2 separate regions of the Mus musculus genome follow, and region 1 is linked to region 2. A link is a loop called in an ENCODE intact Hi-C map of the cell type or tissue named here. Cell type or tissue: heart. All regions are shown on one strand.

Region 1 (8,000 bases), 110 kb after region 2:
TAGCTGAGTAGTACTCCATTGTATAAATGTACTGTGTTATGGAAATGTCTATTTTTTTCAAAAAGAAATTTCCTCTGATGTGTCTGGGCAATGTGTGTCTGTGTAATTGTGCCGAATGGTATTCCTCTGCTTAAAGGTACTGAGCAAGCAAAGTGATATTTGCCTAATTTAGAGCAAGAGTCACCGGAATTGGTTTCTATGGAAAAAGTAGACAGCCAGTGGGAGAAAACATAAGACATGTCCTTGTAAGTTAAAAGCCCAGGCAGAGATATCCACAAGCAGATAGGGCTTTGCACAGACCAGTTCAACTGGTTTTGACAGTGTCAAAACAGATGGTCAGGCCTAATCATCCTAGTACAAAAGATTTTCCAAATAGTTTTTCAGTTTCTGGATATACTCAGTGCTCTTGATTCCAAGAGCAAAGTCACAGGCAATGTGATCCTATGTGATGCCTATTTTCCAATCAAGCCACTCTATTTCTGAATATCTGATGTAGTAAAAGAAAACGTGCTTATGCATCTGTACATGTGAGCAGAGATTGCAACTGAACGACAACCCCACTATCCCCATCTTACTAACAATCTTCAGTCAAAGAAATCATTCCTAGAACGGTGGCCACGGAAGCTACATTCCTTCTCTATGGGAGGGTATGGCCAAGATCAACAAAGATCATAAGTTTTGGAGGCAAATGAAGCTTAGGACAACCTACAACCATTGGCTATCAAAACTTGAAAGGGATGTAACTTTTATAAAATCTGTGGTCTTTGGACCCTTAGAATCAGAAGTAAACCCCAATGTCAGATTTTACATTTTGAGTAGGATAAATTATAATTATATTTCCTTCACACAGATATGTTCTAAGTAGGATTCATCAATTTCTAATGAGTTCCTACAATAATAATACTTCATATTATCATCCTTTAGATTTTAAAAAAATTTCCAGTTGGTTTACCATAGTTTTTCATGGTTTCCCTGCCTTAGAGCTGGGAGTTAGTTCACAGTGAAGTCTGAAGTTAGAGAATTTGATCTATCTGTGGTTAATAACTGAAAAGGACAAGATTGAGACTCAAATATTATGGTTCGGAATTGAACCACTCTGGACCTTAACTTGCTTATAATTTTATCAATTCTGTGTAAAAGCAGAAGCAAATCTCCCCAATGCATCTTTGGTTTTCTTGAAAAAAATATTTATGTTATATTTATGTGTATGTGTGTGTATCTCTGTCTTTCTATGTCTCTGTCTTCTACTGCCCGTGTGTGTGTGTGTGTGTGTGTGTGTGTGTGTGTGTGTGTGTGTGTGTGTTCTCACATGCATGTGGCCATCTGTAGAAGCCAGGAGGCGAAAACAAACCCCGTGAGGCTGGAGTTACAGGCGCTTGTGAACTACCCCATATATTGTGGCTGGGAGCCAACCTCCAGTCTTCTGCAAGAACAGCAAGTGCCCCTGAGTGATCAGGCCCTTTTCCAGCCCTCACCCCCGTTTTTCTAATTGGCATTAGTAAGATACCCTCTGTATACACAGTTGATATTGCTATCTTTGCACTCTGCCAAGATTTAGGTGAAATTACTACATCAACAAATAGAAGAAGACTCCCAAGTATTATAAAATTAAAAGCCTTGTTATTTTCTATCAAAACTTTATATGCTGCTGCTGCTAACAGGAAATAAGCAAATTTATTTTCCTGTTTATTTGCATTTCTTTTCTTAGTCGGCGATGGTTAAAGGTAAAAAGAAACACAAACATGAGCATCATAACAGCCCGTTTAAATCATGCACACCCTGGAAGAGACTGCCTTGAAAAGTCTTCAGACCTCAGAGCTACACAAAAAGAAGCCATAATTATTCAGCCTGTACAACTGTGAACTCTGATGAGAATTTTAAAGAGTTCTCCACAAGCAATCTTTTCACCTCATTTCCAACTTCAATTATTTAATCATCTTGAATTCAGTGCCTGGTGCGTATGAGAACTTGGAGGGCAATAATGAAGAACATTAAATTATATTTGCAAGGGGAAATATTGAAGTTCAAGTTTTAGCGGTAGAAATTAAGGCTGGCTGTTTTCATCAATATACTGAAATATGCCCCCAAAATGAGTGGCTTGAATCTTAAAATGGAAAAGGAACCCTGATGAGGGAGACCAGTCTCCTTTCATCCCCATCTGTATGTCGTTCCCTTGTGTCTGATGGTAGAGGAGGTCCACTAGAAGCCTCCTGCTAGGGACTCCAGCAAAAGGAGCTAGTCCAAGCCTAGTTCTTGGGGGTTGAACACAGCAGGGGAGGTCTCCTTTCACTCTGCTAAACTTCCTGCTGTGTTGAGTAGAAAACCAAAACTCCAAAGTCTAAAATCTTTCCAAAGAAATGCAGACTTCCTTTCGGGTCAGGGTCCACAGAGACAGCTCTGCCCAAATCTATCATACACTGAAAGATACATATAGCCTTCTCTGACCATGTCAGCTCAAAAATCAGTCTCTGAAGTGGATAGAACACGTATCCTCCAGATGACAAAGCCCGAGAAGAATGTAAGAAAAGTCAGGCATGTCTATTGTACCATAATAGATGATATTCGTGCAGAAAAGGTGTGTTCTCGGCCATTTTATCATTCAGCATAGTTTCAGTTTACATAATGATAATACCTTCTGCTGCTGCAGAAACAGAGTCCTGTAAACATTCTCTTCTCTGTCTTACTAAGTAAAATGCCAAAAGCAACCTATCCAACAGCCCTTTAAAGATAAAACAGTAAGGATTATGGTAGCTAGCTAGCTTGCTCCAAATTGTAGCTACTAGACGGCAGTATTTCCATTTGGCTAAACCTCTAATTCACATTCTAGAAAGCTGTAAGTTCAAGTTTATGAAGCTGACTCACAGCAGAATCCTCTGTGGATATGGGGATTCTGTCAAGGACACTGTCTCTTTCTCAGTAGCCTGTGGGCACATTTCTGTATCTTTAAACTTGAGACGAACAAAGTATTCCAGGTAGAAAAGGTAAGAATGTCATTATCTAACTAATGTCTCCAGCGTTCATCCAATTAAATCATTGAAAAGATAAATGACAAGAAAGTCCATAGGTGATATAACTATAGTTCCAGTCTGATGACCATTGACATGTCCCCTATAGCAGAGAAAGGAAGCATGCTACTTTATCACCATGTGATAAAAACATCTTTTTGGAAAATTGACTCTTTTGGAACAAAAGTTATTTCTGCCAAAGCAAGTTTCTCTTATCAAATACTTTCCCTAGAGCTTCTATGTGGAAATGGCAAGCCTAGGGAATTATTAAATTTTTTTCTGCTTCATTTGTCCCATATGCTTGCAATTTTCTGCAGTACTCTTTTTGTGAACAACACTGCACAAATCCAAGACTTAGCTTCAATCAGGGAATCCATAACCATAAAATGAAAGTCCCATGGTACGATGGAAAACTTAATAGTAATTGAAGCTGCAAAATCTTCTACAGACAAAAACTACCTAGAAAAGCGTGTTCAACTGCCTAAAATTATTACAAACCATATCAAGCCTAGCTCACCTTCTTCCCCAGGGCTGGGACTTGATTCTGTCATCAGAACCTGAACAGTCTCTTCCATTGTCCTTAGACCTAGCTGGTTAATGCAAGAGCTGTCATTCCACAAGGGAGTGGGTGCTGGCTCTAACCTCATACGCCAGTAGAAAACATTCCAAGAGACTAAAATAAAATTACAGATTTCTAGTTTATAGCAGAATAAAGGAATCTGGGAACTAAGCTAAACACCGCAAGAGGGGAACGTCGTTCAGTTTAACTCTAGCTCAAATATGTTGTCGGAAACGTTGAAGAATCAGCAGGGGTTTTATTTAGCCCAACAGGAAAAAACACTAATATTTGGACTTCTTGTCATGTCTAATTTTAGTTTCCTAACACGTGGACAATTTCACTTTATTTCTCAGCTCTCAGCAAAGTATTGACCAATTACCTTGGCCAACAGTTGTTTTTGTAAAAGGTTATTTTGATGGTCTTGGTGAAACTGTTAAAAACAAACTTGCTTTCTGACCTGGGAAAGGAAAAAGCCTTTATCAGACGTAGAAAATCACTGTGTTATTGAATCCAAATTTCAACACAACTTTATCCCTTTGGAAATTTTAGATAAAAAGCGCTGCTTGAAATAGAAAAGGCAAACAAAAAACAGTCCCAGAGGTACAACGAACATACATCCTGTATGAAGTTAAGGAAAACACTATGCACAAACTACATGTTTTTATTGTTTCCCTTTTAAAGTGTCCATGAATTGAATAGCTCTTTTGACTCTTTTTTATTTTTATTAAGCTATCATTATTGTGGCTAAAATCAACATATTAACTTAGCTTTCTTCTTTGACTATTGAAATTTTTATTCTTTTACCTAAAGAGTGAATGAGAACACAGACCCCACCCCCAACAAAACAAAACAAAACAAAACAAAACAAAACAAAACAAAAGCAAAAACAAAAACAAAAACCAGAGGAAACCAGATCTCTAGTTTGTCTCAAGTCTCTTCATGATTCAAAGAAGTTGATGTGCAAATATTAACATTTATCAAGGTTATCAGAAAATATAATAGATGAAGAGTCCTTAAACACAGAACAAAAATCATGATACATGAAAGAAAAAAGAGAAAATATGAAAATAACTAGAGATGTTGAAAATATCTCCCTGTTTCTTAATTGATACTGAAATCATTTGTAGTGAAACTGAATGAAAAAAAAGTAAAAATAAACAACCCAAAAACAAAAACAAAAATATAATGTGAGAAAAGATTGTGCATATACAACAAATGTTTATTATTGCATATCCATCAAACCACCTGTAAAGATTTCTCCAAACTCAACAATTAATATGCAAACACCCCTCCCCCCTTAGAGGACTGAAAAAGACATTTACCAAAGAATGATTTTAATCATGGCAAATAGAAACTTGAAATTTGTTCAACAACATTAGTTAGTGGAAAATTAATGCAAAATTAACATAACCATGAAGTTCAAGTATATATATATTTGTCCTGGGCAACAAATTCCAGAGAGACTAGGGACAAGGAGGACTCTTATGCATTTCTGGTAGGAATGGAATGCGGTCCACTCTTCCTGGGACTTTTACTTACCCAAAAGAAATAAACACCTATTCCCACACAGGTATCTTTAATATCTTACTTTTCAAATGTGCCTGGAGCAGGTAAGTGGACAATGCTGATAAATACCATCTTGGGAGCAAGCTATTCGTGGCAGAAAAACCAGGGATGAGTATTAAAGTCATTACGTTGGGTAAAATAAACTGGTCATGAAAGATGAATTGCACAATCAGTGTGAGATTTCATTCATATCACAGTCTCCAAAGACCCAAGCCTATCATGACAGGAGCAGATCAGTCTTACCTGGATTTGAAAGCAGAGGAGGATTAGACTGCAGTATACGGTATAGGGAGAGTAGTCGATCGTGTCAACTCTGTGTTCTTACTGTGATCACAGTTATCTAGCTCTATACATGTAATGAAATCATAGCATTATATTTTAAAAATCAATTTTCCTATGTCAATTAAAATATAACACTATTTAATGTATAAAGAACAAGGAAGTGTTACTTTTTTTTATTGTTCTTGAAACAGTATTTTTGCAATATAGCCCAGGCTAGTCTTAAAATGCTATCTCCCCTTCCTTAGCCTTTCAAGGATCAAAACTACCAAGCCTGACTTTAACAGGGCTTTGAAAACATTTTCTACCTCCCATTCTATAATCAGGAAATGTGTAAGTAAAACTCTATTATTGACAAATAACTGAGAGAAATTATTTTTCTTCAGTTTCTTGGGTCTTCAAAAGCTAAAATTAGATTTGTCCTTCTTCTCAACAAATCTAGTAGTAGATGCTATCATCACCACCAAGAGTTCAGCCTATGCTGGGAGGGATGACATCCACTCGAAGTCCCAGGAACTCTGGAAACTGAGGCTAATGGATCCCTTAAACTCATGAGCTAAAGGTAACCCTGGGCAACAAACCTAGGCCCCGTTTAAAAGTAACAGGAACCAAAAGGCATTGACCTAAGCACCCCAAACGCGTATCTAAATCAATACACAGCATGCCAGAGGAAGTCTGTCTCCTGAAGGTCACCTTTGAATACTGTAGCACACTGGATCATGTAGAGGTTGAATAACTAAATCTCTTGGCTGACAGATGACTGACTTCATATTAAATCTGGCTGGTGTGGCCGTGGGGGTCTGTGCTTTCAACTGTGATTGTAACTGATTCTCTCTTAATTCACCTCAGTAAACATTAAGCAGAAGCACATTCTATCCAAAGCCCTAGGCCAGACTTTGTACCTTCAAGTTCTTAAAAATGCAATAACGCGTACACAGGAGCCACAGTGTCTTTTCTTCTGTCCTTACAGCCACACCTTTTCCCCTCCCCCCGCCTTTCCTGAAATTATATTAATAAAGATGCAAAGTTTTAATCATTTGAATGCATTTGTTTAAATATGTAAAATAATACATTTGCCACAGGGTCTAGATTCATCATGCACCGTTCTCAGGTATGACCTTATTACAGACGTTAGATTTTCAAACACTTTAGAAAGGCAAATACTTCACCTTTATTCAACTCTTCTGTGAGTGAATGATACACATCATGTCATTGCCTGAAGGCCATGTGAATGGACTTCATGCTAGATGTCAGAAATGACATCTGTCGTCTCCAGGTTTGCATGAAGGAATATTGATTTTTGGATCTGTTTTGTTTCTTTCAGCCAGTTGTTTCCATTGAGAAGGAAGCTGAGCTAAGGTATTTGATATCTACAGATGCAAAGCCTTGACTGAAGCAAGGTATTTGTTATCCATGGAGGATAAAACATGACTGACAGAAAACAAATCATTTCTTTTAGATAGTGAAACTCCTGCTGCAATGGCTTAGTCGATGGTGATTTGCATCTCATTAGGATTCCACAGGCCAACCACAGCTCCTTTCACTTGGCTTAATACTCCAAAAACAATAAGGAGGAACATAGAGATGACAGCTATTACCAAGAATAAATCTGTTGTTCCATTCCAGAGAGAGCAGAATTTATGGTTGTGCATTTCCACATAGTGACGTACAGTTTGGTCCCATCATGCGTCCTGGAAAATTGAGCCAAGAACCTGCTGAAATAATATAGAAAGGCTTGAGCAGTGGAAGGATTTTTAGCTTCAGGAGGATGGCAGTAAAACCTGGCAGCAGGAAAAAATAAAAGGAATGAGCATCACAGAAATAAACAGGAGGGACCAGATGTTGGCAGCTGACTGGGAAACGGGCACAGCTGGGCAAGTCCATCTCAGTAAAGGCCTTGGAACTGATATATCTAATCGACAGATAAGTGGTAGATCGCTGTTCCCCATGCCACATGTTAATTTTCAAATGTACAAACAGTGAATGACCTCTTGTTTACATAATTCTTAGTTACTACACACACACACACACACACACAGAGAGAGAGAGAGAGAGAGAGAGAGAGAGAGAGAGAGAGAGGGAGAGAGAGAGAGGAGGAGGAGGAGGAGGAGGAGGATTTGTATACAGTTGGCATTAATCAAATTAACTAGGCAAATTCTAACCAGCTTCTACATGTATACTGGGCTGACAAGAATAGTTGACTTTGTGGCTTCCTCCCTGCAGAAGAGGGGGGCAATTGCCATCACCTGAAATCATGCATGTATGATCTCTCTATCTGCATGCCTTCCTTTGATTTCCAACAGAATACGACTCAATTAAAACAGGACATTCTATCTAGCCAAAATAACCAAGATGCGCTGTTACATAAATCCAATTCTAGAAAGAAGAGACAGACTATAGAAGCAATCTCATTTGACCAGCCAGTTTTTAATTGATATGTGGTATTATAGATTAGTTAAAATGATGATGCTTGCCGCAGCAAAACTGAGATATTAAGATAATTATCCTGGTGCAGGAACTTGATTACAGAATGCTTATTAATCAGGATTATCAACAAAGGATGGAAGATTTCAACTAAATGCTTCCTGCTG
Region 2 (8,000 bases):
GGCTGATTTTCCTAAGAAAATGGTCTATGCATATGTTCAGCTTCCTAATAAGTTACTAGTAATGTACACATTGACAATTTTTTGTTGTCATGAAGCAGAATACACATGAAAACAATTGAACTATTTGTAGCTCTTTGCCCTTGATAAATGGTGTCATTGGCTGTATTTCCAGTCCTTTGCCTGGCTTTTGTAAGTTTCCATTTTTCTCTGTTTGCCTAACTTCCTGTGGTGCTTTGAACATTCCCGAGGGAACCAACAAATAAAATACCTGGAATCTGGTGCAGGAATCCGAAGGCACAGGTTTTGAATGTTTGCTCTCTTGAGATCACTGGATTCAGATAATTTATTTCTCACAATATAACTATGATGCACACTACTTGGACATCAAAAGGAATCTTTCAAATGAGTTGTACAAAATGGAGACATACGAAAGGCAGGTTTACTCTGTGACTTAAAATGAGCAGAACACACATTGCCTGAAATAATGAACCCAGTCATGAAATGTTTTTTGAAGTTTACCTAAGAATAAGGCTGAGTTATAATTTTAAAAATGTGTATTGTGCCAGGCAGTGGTGGTACATGCCTTTAATCACAGCACTTGTGAGGCAGAGGGAGGTAGATTTCTGAGTTCAAGGCCAGCCTGGTCTACAAAGTGAGTTCCAGGACAGCCCGAGCTATACAGAGAAACCCTGTCTCGAAAAACCAAAAAAAAAAAAAAAAAAAAAAGTGCATTGTTAGACTTTTCCTACACTGTGGGCCTGAATTCTGGAGACTGATTCCTTGGTGTTTTTAGCAGGTAACCAAGACAATTCTGATAGGGAAATATGACTCCACATTTGCAAAGTAGTAAGTTAGAGTTATTATTAACATAGGGAATCACATTCTGGTTCAAGAATACTGCAACTAACTGCCTATTTTCAAGACAACTATATGAAGTAGAGCATTTATAAACCTCATTGTAACAAAAAAGTAGGTAGATGTTTTATTCTCTAGAATATTCTAAATAAACATTAGGTTGTCTTTGCAACCTATGGAAGCAGATGTTCACAAGTTTTGATATATGCATTTTCTTTTAAAAAAAAGAAGGAAGGAAGGAAGAAAGAAAGAAAGAGAGAGTGAGAGGAAGAAAGAAAGAAACAAAGTTGTTTATATTAAAGTGTTTGTTTTTCTCCCTTAGTTATTGGGTGAGAAAACTAATTTTCAAAAAGATTAAGGAATTCCCTTGCAAGTTAAGAAATAACTTCTTTTTGCATTGAGTAGTTAAGCAGAATTTTAACCAGGTAGAGTGGGCATCCGATATAGAGGTGTAATGGTTTTAATGAGAAATGTCCACAGTAGCTTCAGGCATTTGAACACTTGGTCCCTGACTGATATTTCTGTTTGGGTTGTAGTGTGGCTTTGCTGGAGGAAGTACAAGACTGGAGGAGGGCAGAGAGAGTCCATAGCCCAGCCTCACTTGCAGCTCACTCTGATTTGTGACTGCAGTGGAAGGTACAGTCTCTCAGCTTCCTGCTCCCGTTGTCACGCCTGCTTTGCTGCCGTTCCTCCTGAGGACTTGGGTCGTTGTTGTAGAGTGAGGTATGAAGTGTTTTGGGAGCACAGGATGGAAAACATTCTGCCCAGAATATTATGGACAAAGGCAAAATTGTAATGCAACCTTGGACGTTATAGGAAGCGATGGGGTTCACAAATAATATCAGAAGAAGTTGGAATAGAATAAATTATAGTTCTAAATGCTTAAAAATAATTTTTGATCTCCTCAGCTCTCTTCGAATGGGGTCTGGGTGAGTAGATGTCGCTTTTGAAGTAAAATTGGCTCATCTCTGAGAAACTCTCAGTTGCAAATCCAGCTGGTATTTACAAGGGTTCAGTCACTGTATCCCAGGCACTGTTCCAGGCCCTGGGGATAGAGGCACTGTCCTGTTGTCCCAGAACATATACCTCAGTAGACAGAGCAGTGGCTAACCTAGAATATAAACATAATGATCCATGAACAAGAGGAATAAATTTTTAAGAAAGCAAGAAAATGAAGGTTCAAGAATTCCAACTGAGTAATGTGATAAATAATGCTAGAAGGGTCAGTGTTGGGAATTTGGTGGGCAATGCGTTAGAACAGTGGTCTGAATGAGCCAAAAGCAAGCTCTCAGGCAGTACAACTACCGAGGGTGAAAAGACTAGCAATGACCTTGTGTTCAGCAGTAGCAGGTTTCTAATGAATCCACACTCGTAAGATACTTCCTGGAGATTTTCCTCAATGTTCTCCCCCAAGAGACATTGTCCCAGGACAAAGGGATGGGCAGAGAACAAGGGACAGATGAGGAGAGTAGGGGTAAAGTCAGTGTTATGTAGAACCTGATAGACTTGGTCCTCTCTGGGTCTTTCATGTATGGATGTAGGATGGGGAAGTTCAGGTGCAGCAGGTATCAGAGAGAAACTGCCCTGTGGGAATATTCTCACATGATGATAAAGATAAAAGTTAGTAATAACAATGTATGTTTTTCCATGAAGGAGGCTTTCCAAACCCCGTGTTTTCTTTGATTTATCCTATGTATTCTCTCTCCCTGCCCTCTCTGGGAGTGTGCATGTGCGTATGCGTGTGCGTGTGCGTGTGTGCGTGTGTGCGTGTGTGCGTGTGTGTGTGTGTGTGTGTGTGTGTGTGTGTGTGTTTGTGTGTTTGCGCATGGATGCAGTTGAAGCTCACCTTATCTATGGGTCAGATTCTCCAGGGTCTTATTCAGAAAAATAACAAGGAATAATCTTTATATATGTATGGAAATATATCACAATAAAATCCGTTTCCTTCTTTGTATGCTAACTGGTAAGTATTGTTTTAATTAATGGAAAAAAGAACTCAAGGTTTGTATAAGTTGATTGTCCTGGTGGATGTGTAAGTGCAGCAGAGGAGCTATTAACTTACAGCTGCTTACTCGCAGTGGCTCAGCTCTGAGGGAGACGTCCACTTGCCACCCAAAGAAGAAAGAGAAAAAAAGTGACGAGGCCACATACCTTCCCCTAAAATCCTGTCAGGCCTAGAATTTCCCCGTGCGTGTCCTTGCTGAAAGGGTAAAACAGGGCTGGCTGGCAGTGGACAGTGAGATGCTCTGAGGGATAAAAGCAACACAGGAGTTTGGACAGAACTCAGCATGTCTCAACATTCTGGAAAAGACGAACCTATACACAGAACACATGAGTTTCAAAGGCTAAAGGCCTGAGTATGATGTACTTCCTAATTTAACAATAGTGACTTCCTTATAAGAGTTAAACAATTCTTTTCCCTTTAACATTAGCAGAAATAACATACTTACAGACTTGTGTGACTCATTAGTTTAAGACTCGCCCAGAGAAGACGACAATCTCCTCTCAGTGTTTCAGGTTCTTGATCAGACTCAGGAGTCAGAACTTAACTTACTCTGTTGGGCTCCTGGGGACTCTTCATGCTGTGGCTAGCTGTGAGCATCTTGAGCAAACTTCCAGCCCTCTCTGCTTTTAAGGCCATCCCAGGGCAGATGGGGACATGTGATTAGAAAGTTGTGGGCTTGCAAAGTGGCAAGGTAGAACACATGGCAGAGAGGGGCATCTAATTTGTTTGTTAGGTGGTAAACAGCTCTGAAATATTTTGAGACAAGGGTCCCTATTTAACATTAATATATTATTATACAAAGAGTGTTATGATGGTAATTCGTATAATGCTAAAATACAAACATAAGAAATGAGGGAATGTATTTTTAGTCATCCGATGCTAACATGTCAAACCATACAAAAGAAGTAAGAGATTTGTTACCTGTTCGTTGGAAATGGCAGTTACGCCTGCATTTAATAGGCTTCAGCCATTGCGGGATGTTTAAACGCCTTCTTATGAGATAAAGCAATCTTACAGATGCATAAAATTATGCTGCCCACATTCTTTTGGTGCATTGAATCTATGTTTAGCTTGTACTGAAAGGAAATAGCGGCTTGGCTGTGTACACTGTACTAAGGTTTATATTGTAAGCTTTCAAAAGAAAAAAAGTGTGTATTTCCTCTCTGCCAACCCAGTCTTCCTCATTGTATGAAGAAGCTGTATGGGGGATGGGTTTCATGACACAATGGTTGCAGCTAATCATCTTCCCTTGTAGGTGATGCACGTCCGGTCAGATGTGGGAGATACAGATCCGCCTTAGTGATAGACAGCTAGGGAAACGGTAAACAAAGCTGTTAAATCTGGAGGCATGTCTAGAAGGTATGGTACATCCCGAGGTGTTTATATTCTCAGATAGAAACTGCCCCATGGGAATAGCCTCATATGATGGTAAAGATAAAAGCTAATAATAACTGCACGGTTTTCCATAAATTACGGAGGTCTTTCCAAACCCTGTTTCCTTCCGCTGATGTGTGTGTGTGTGTGTGTGTGTGTGTGTGTGTGTATTTCTGTCCTGCAGGCATCATCAACAGGAAGAACAAGATGTAAACTCTGGAGGTGGCAGTGTAGCATCAGACAGAGCATACCTTTGAGAAGCAGGAAGCTCTTCCAGGAAGAGGGGGGCTGTGGATAGCCCCACTTCTTTGCAATTGTTTCTACAGAGTGACTGTAAAACATCTCGGGGAAAAGGATTCTGGTTTGGGAGGAAGAACTTGAGACAGATGAAAGCTTAATCAGCCTCCAAACGCTGACACCATTGCATACGCCAGCAAGATTTTGCTGAAAGGACCCTGATATAGCTGTCTCTTGTGAGGCTAAGCCAGGGCCTGGCAAACACAGAAGTGGATGCTCACAGTCAGCTATTGGATGAAACACAGGGCCCCCAATGGAGGAGCTAGAGAAAGTACCCAAGGAGATAAAGGGGTCTGCAACCCTATAGGAGGAACAACAGTGTGAACTAACCAGTACCCCAGAGCTCGTGTCTCTAGCTGCATATGTATCAGAAGATGGCCTAGTCGGCCATCACTGGGAAGAGAGGCCCCTTGGTCTAGCAAACTTTATATGCCTCAGTACAGGAGAATGCCAGGGCCAAGAAGTGGGAATGGGTGGGTAGAGGAGCAGGGCAGAGGGAGGGTATAGGGAACTTTCTTGTTGTCAAACACCATTACCCACTGAGTAGTCTCATTGACTTGGAGGTAAAACTTTCTTAAGGTTGTACACAGAGTATTATTAAGCCAGGTTGAAAATATCTTCCCTATAAATGTAGGAGTCTTAACAGCTTTACAAAGCAGCGTTTGCTTTATTGACTTCATCACTGTATTACTGTACAGCTAGTACGTGACAGTGCTGTGGGTACTTATGAAAACCTCTTGACCATGGTTCCCAAGTTCTTCACGTTCCTGAAGTCTTAGAACAGATACACGGCCAACAGCAAAGTAAAAACATGGTAGAGAAATTATGTACATACAACAAGTGGTACATGGGACACAACAGGACAATGCAATGAAGCCATTGCAGGAAGGGCAGTGGGTAGAATGGAAGTTCACTTTAAAAACAATGATTCCAAAATTTTTCTCGTTAAAGGTAATCATAGGCTGAAACCGAGAAATGGAGGAGGTGCCAGTTTCAAGATAAGACTGGAGAAAGTATTCCTACAGAGCAGAGAAAAAGATGTAAGCAGGAAGGATCAGGCCCCATTGCTTGAAAAGAGTTGTGTTTCCATGTGTCATGGCCTTGCTGCTCAGAATGGCCAAAACTCATAGCGAGCTTCTCTTTGATCTTTATCTGATCCTCAATTTGGACAAGAAGATTTCACAGGTGTCACTGTGCTAGCCTGTAATCTATCTATCTATCTATCTATCTATCTATCTATCTATCTATCTATCTATCTATCTATCATCTTTCTATGTATCTATCATATAGCTAGCTAATATCTATTTTTATCTAGCATCATCTTGATAGCATTTATATCCCCACGTGTAGGTCATGACCTTTTCATGGGTCAAATGATCCTTTCACAGGGGTCACATATGACCATTGGAAAACACAGATATTTACATGACAATTTATAACAGTAGGACAATTACAATTATGAAGTAACAACAAGATAATTTTATGGTTGTGTGGGGGGTGTCACTACAAAATGAGGAGCTGCACTGAAGGGTCACAGTATGAGGGAGGTTGAGAACTGCTGCCCTGTATCTGTCATCTCTCGTCTGTTTAACCCCAGGTTTTATTTAAGTGTAATCCTTATCCAAAGAGCCTCCTACTTCACCAAGTGACTGAATGCATCTGTATCTGTAAAACATGCCAGATGTTGAATAGGTCATCCCTTCATTCACTAAACACTTGAAGAGAACTTGGTTATATTTGTTTATAGAGGCTGTCAGACAATGTTCTGTTCTGATAACTCAAGTAAGAGCAGGCAGGTCCTCTCTGGCAGTGATGTGACAAGTGTCCAGTCAGCATTTTATTTCCAGGAATATCTATAAACCCACAACGGGGAACTATGCAGCATCATTTGAGATGGGTAACCACATCCCCATAGTTCATACATAAGACCTCCTGTCACAACACATAGTGATCTGGGCATTTTACCACAGTGGAGAGTAAGCGCACAGAAGGGAAAACAGTAGGGGAGCAACCAGTATGTACATTCTAACCCCCATGCCTTTGCACATGCCATTCCATCTCCTTCAATGCCACTCCCTGGATCTTCTCATTTATTCTCATCATTGTATTTTCATCTCTTATGGCTCAAATTAGTCACCCAATACTCAGCATGTTTTTTTTTCCCTTTGTCCAAAATCTTTTTGTGTCCTCCTGTGAAAACTAGACTTCACCCTACCTCTGTCTGATCACACACTGGTTCCACAGAGGTCAGCTGCTGTTCTCCCTCTATTACTTTGCCCCTTCCATGTTTACCTCTCTGATGTCTCATGTATTATCCACCTATGCTTCCGCTGTTTGACAACGAACCCCAAGAGCAGGAGCAGAGCCTGGATCCCATTGCCTGGGTCAAGGCAGAGCGTCATTGCTCAGCCCATGTTCCAGCGAAGGGATGATTGAGTGGGGTGAACTCTTAGATTGATCCGAGGAAATGTGTGACTCTGAATGGTACAATGTGACTCATACTCTACTCAGTACTTGGCTACCAGTGATTTACTTTCTTGGAGACAAGATATGAAATTGCTAGAGAAAAGCCAATTCTAAAGGAAAATAAGCCAGGGAGATGTGAGCTCCCAACCTGGTTTTGGTGTTAGTTGGGTTCACTGGCTTGAGGCAGTCACTCAGTTTTTACTCTTCTCAGCCTTAGTCTGCATGACTCAGAATTATAATTCTGTCCTGAAGTATTATTGGAATATTTAATTAAATAATGTTTCCAAGGTAAAATGGCAAAAAAGAAATTCAATATATACAAATCAGTTATAATTTTAAAAGGCAGCTACTCATTTTTTAACCTAATTAAGGGAGTTTTTTGAAAGTAAGGAAAGCTAAGTCATGCCTCAACTTCATGCAAAGGTCTAGTGTGTCTAACCCCGATTGAAAACTGTAGATCAGGTTTCCAAAGCTCTGAACCCGAGAGTCCTTTATTTCCATTGGTGGCCATAGGACACACTGAATCCTATACTGAGGATCACAGTGACCCTTCTCTGAAAAAGCATATTTTCATCCACTGAGATACATCCAGTTTCTCAGAATGTTAATGAAAGGGTTTTATACTTAATATTAAAGTATAAATTAATATTAATGCTTTAACATTAGTATCCTGACTGGGAGTGTTATGTTTCCACAAGCCTACATCAGCAGATGGGCCAGCTGTGGTGTGGCAACATGTCTCAGCTATAGCCTTAGGGAGGCTGAAGATTCACAGGGCATCCTGAGTTGATTTACGCTGATTTCAGGAGGCCAACCAAACCAAAACACACGGGAAGGATGTGAACCGGATATGTGCAGGTGTACCTCATGCTGTACTCTCATGACATGTTTGCTGAGTGAGGACACATCATCATTTTCCCACCAGTGTCAGTCAAACCCTTCCCCAAACTTCTGAGTCATGAAAGGCTTGGGGCTATTTTCCAAGCTTGAGCAACAAGGACAG

The links. Peaks named below come from ENCODE experiments on the same cell type or tissue, not always from the same donor. Only the 100,000 strongest peaks of a DNase experiment are listed, where the experiment ranks them.
Region 1: a loop joins it to region 2, with 4 times the contacts of the local background. A loop is called at or near these places in 3 of 42 quality-filtered maps.

Annotation. Positions count from the first base shown.
Region 1 is chr13:110,574,179-110,582,178 of GRCm38, reverse strand. Gm32990 (a long non-coding RNA gene) reads right to left here. Exons shown (of 5, transcript XR_873951.1): 3 at 7,008-7,124; 4 at 5,374-5,476; 5 at 3,954-4,021. Among named protein-coding and RNA genes, the nearest start is that of Gm32990, 9.5 kb to the right of the region's middle. In heart, a CTCF peak has its summit at 3,724; no DNase peak of the experiment used is centred here; H3K27ac peaks cover 366 bases.
Region 2 is chr13:110,679,886-110,687,885 of GRCm38, reverse strand. It overlaps Gm33172 (a long non-coding RNA gene), which reads right to left and starts at 4,008. Exons shown (of 3, transcript XR_382906.3): 1 at 3,782-4,008; 2 at 3,007-3,101; 3 at 1,192-1,966. In heart, no CTCF peak of the experiment used is centred here; a DNase peak (open chromatin) is centred at 4,125.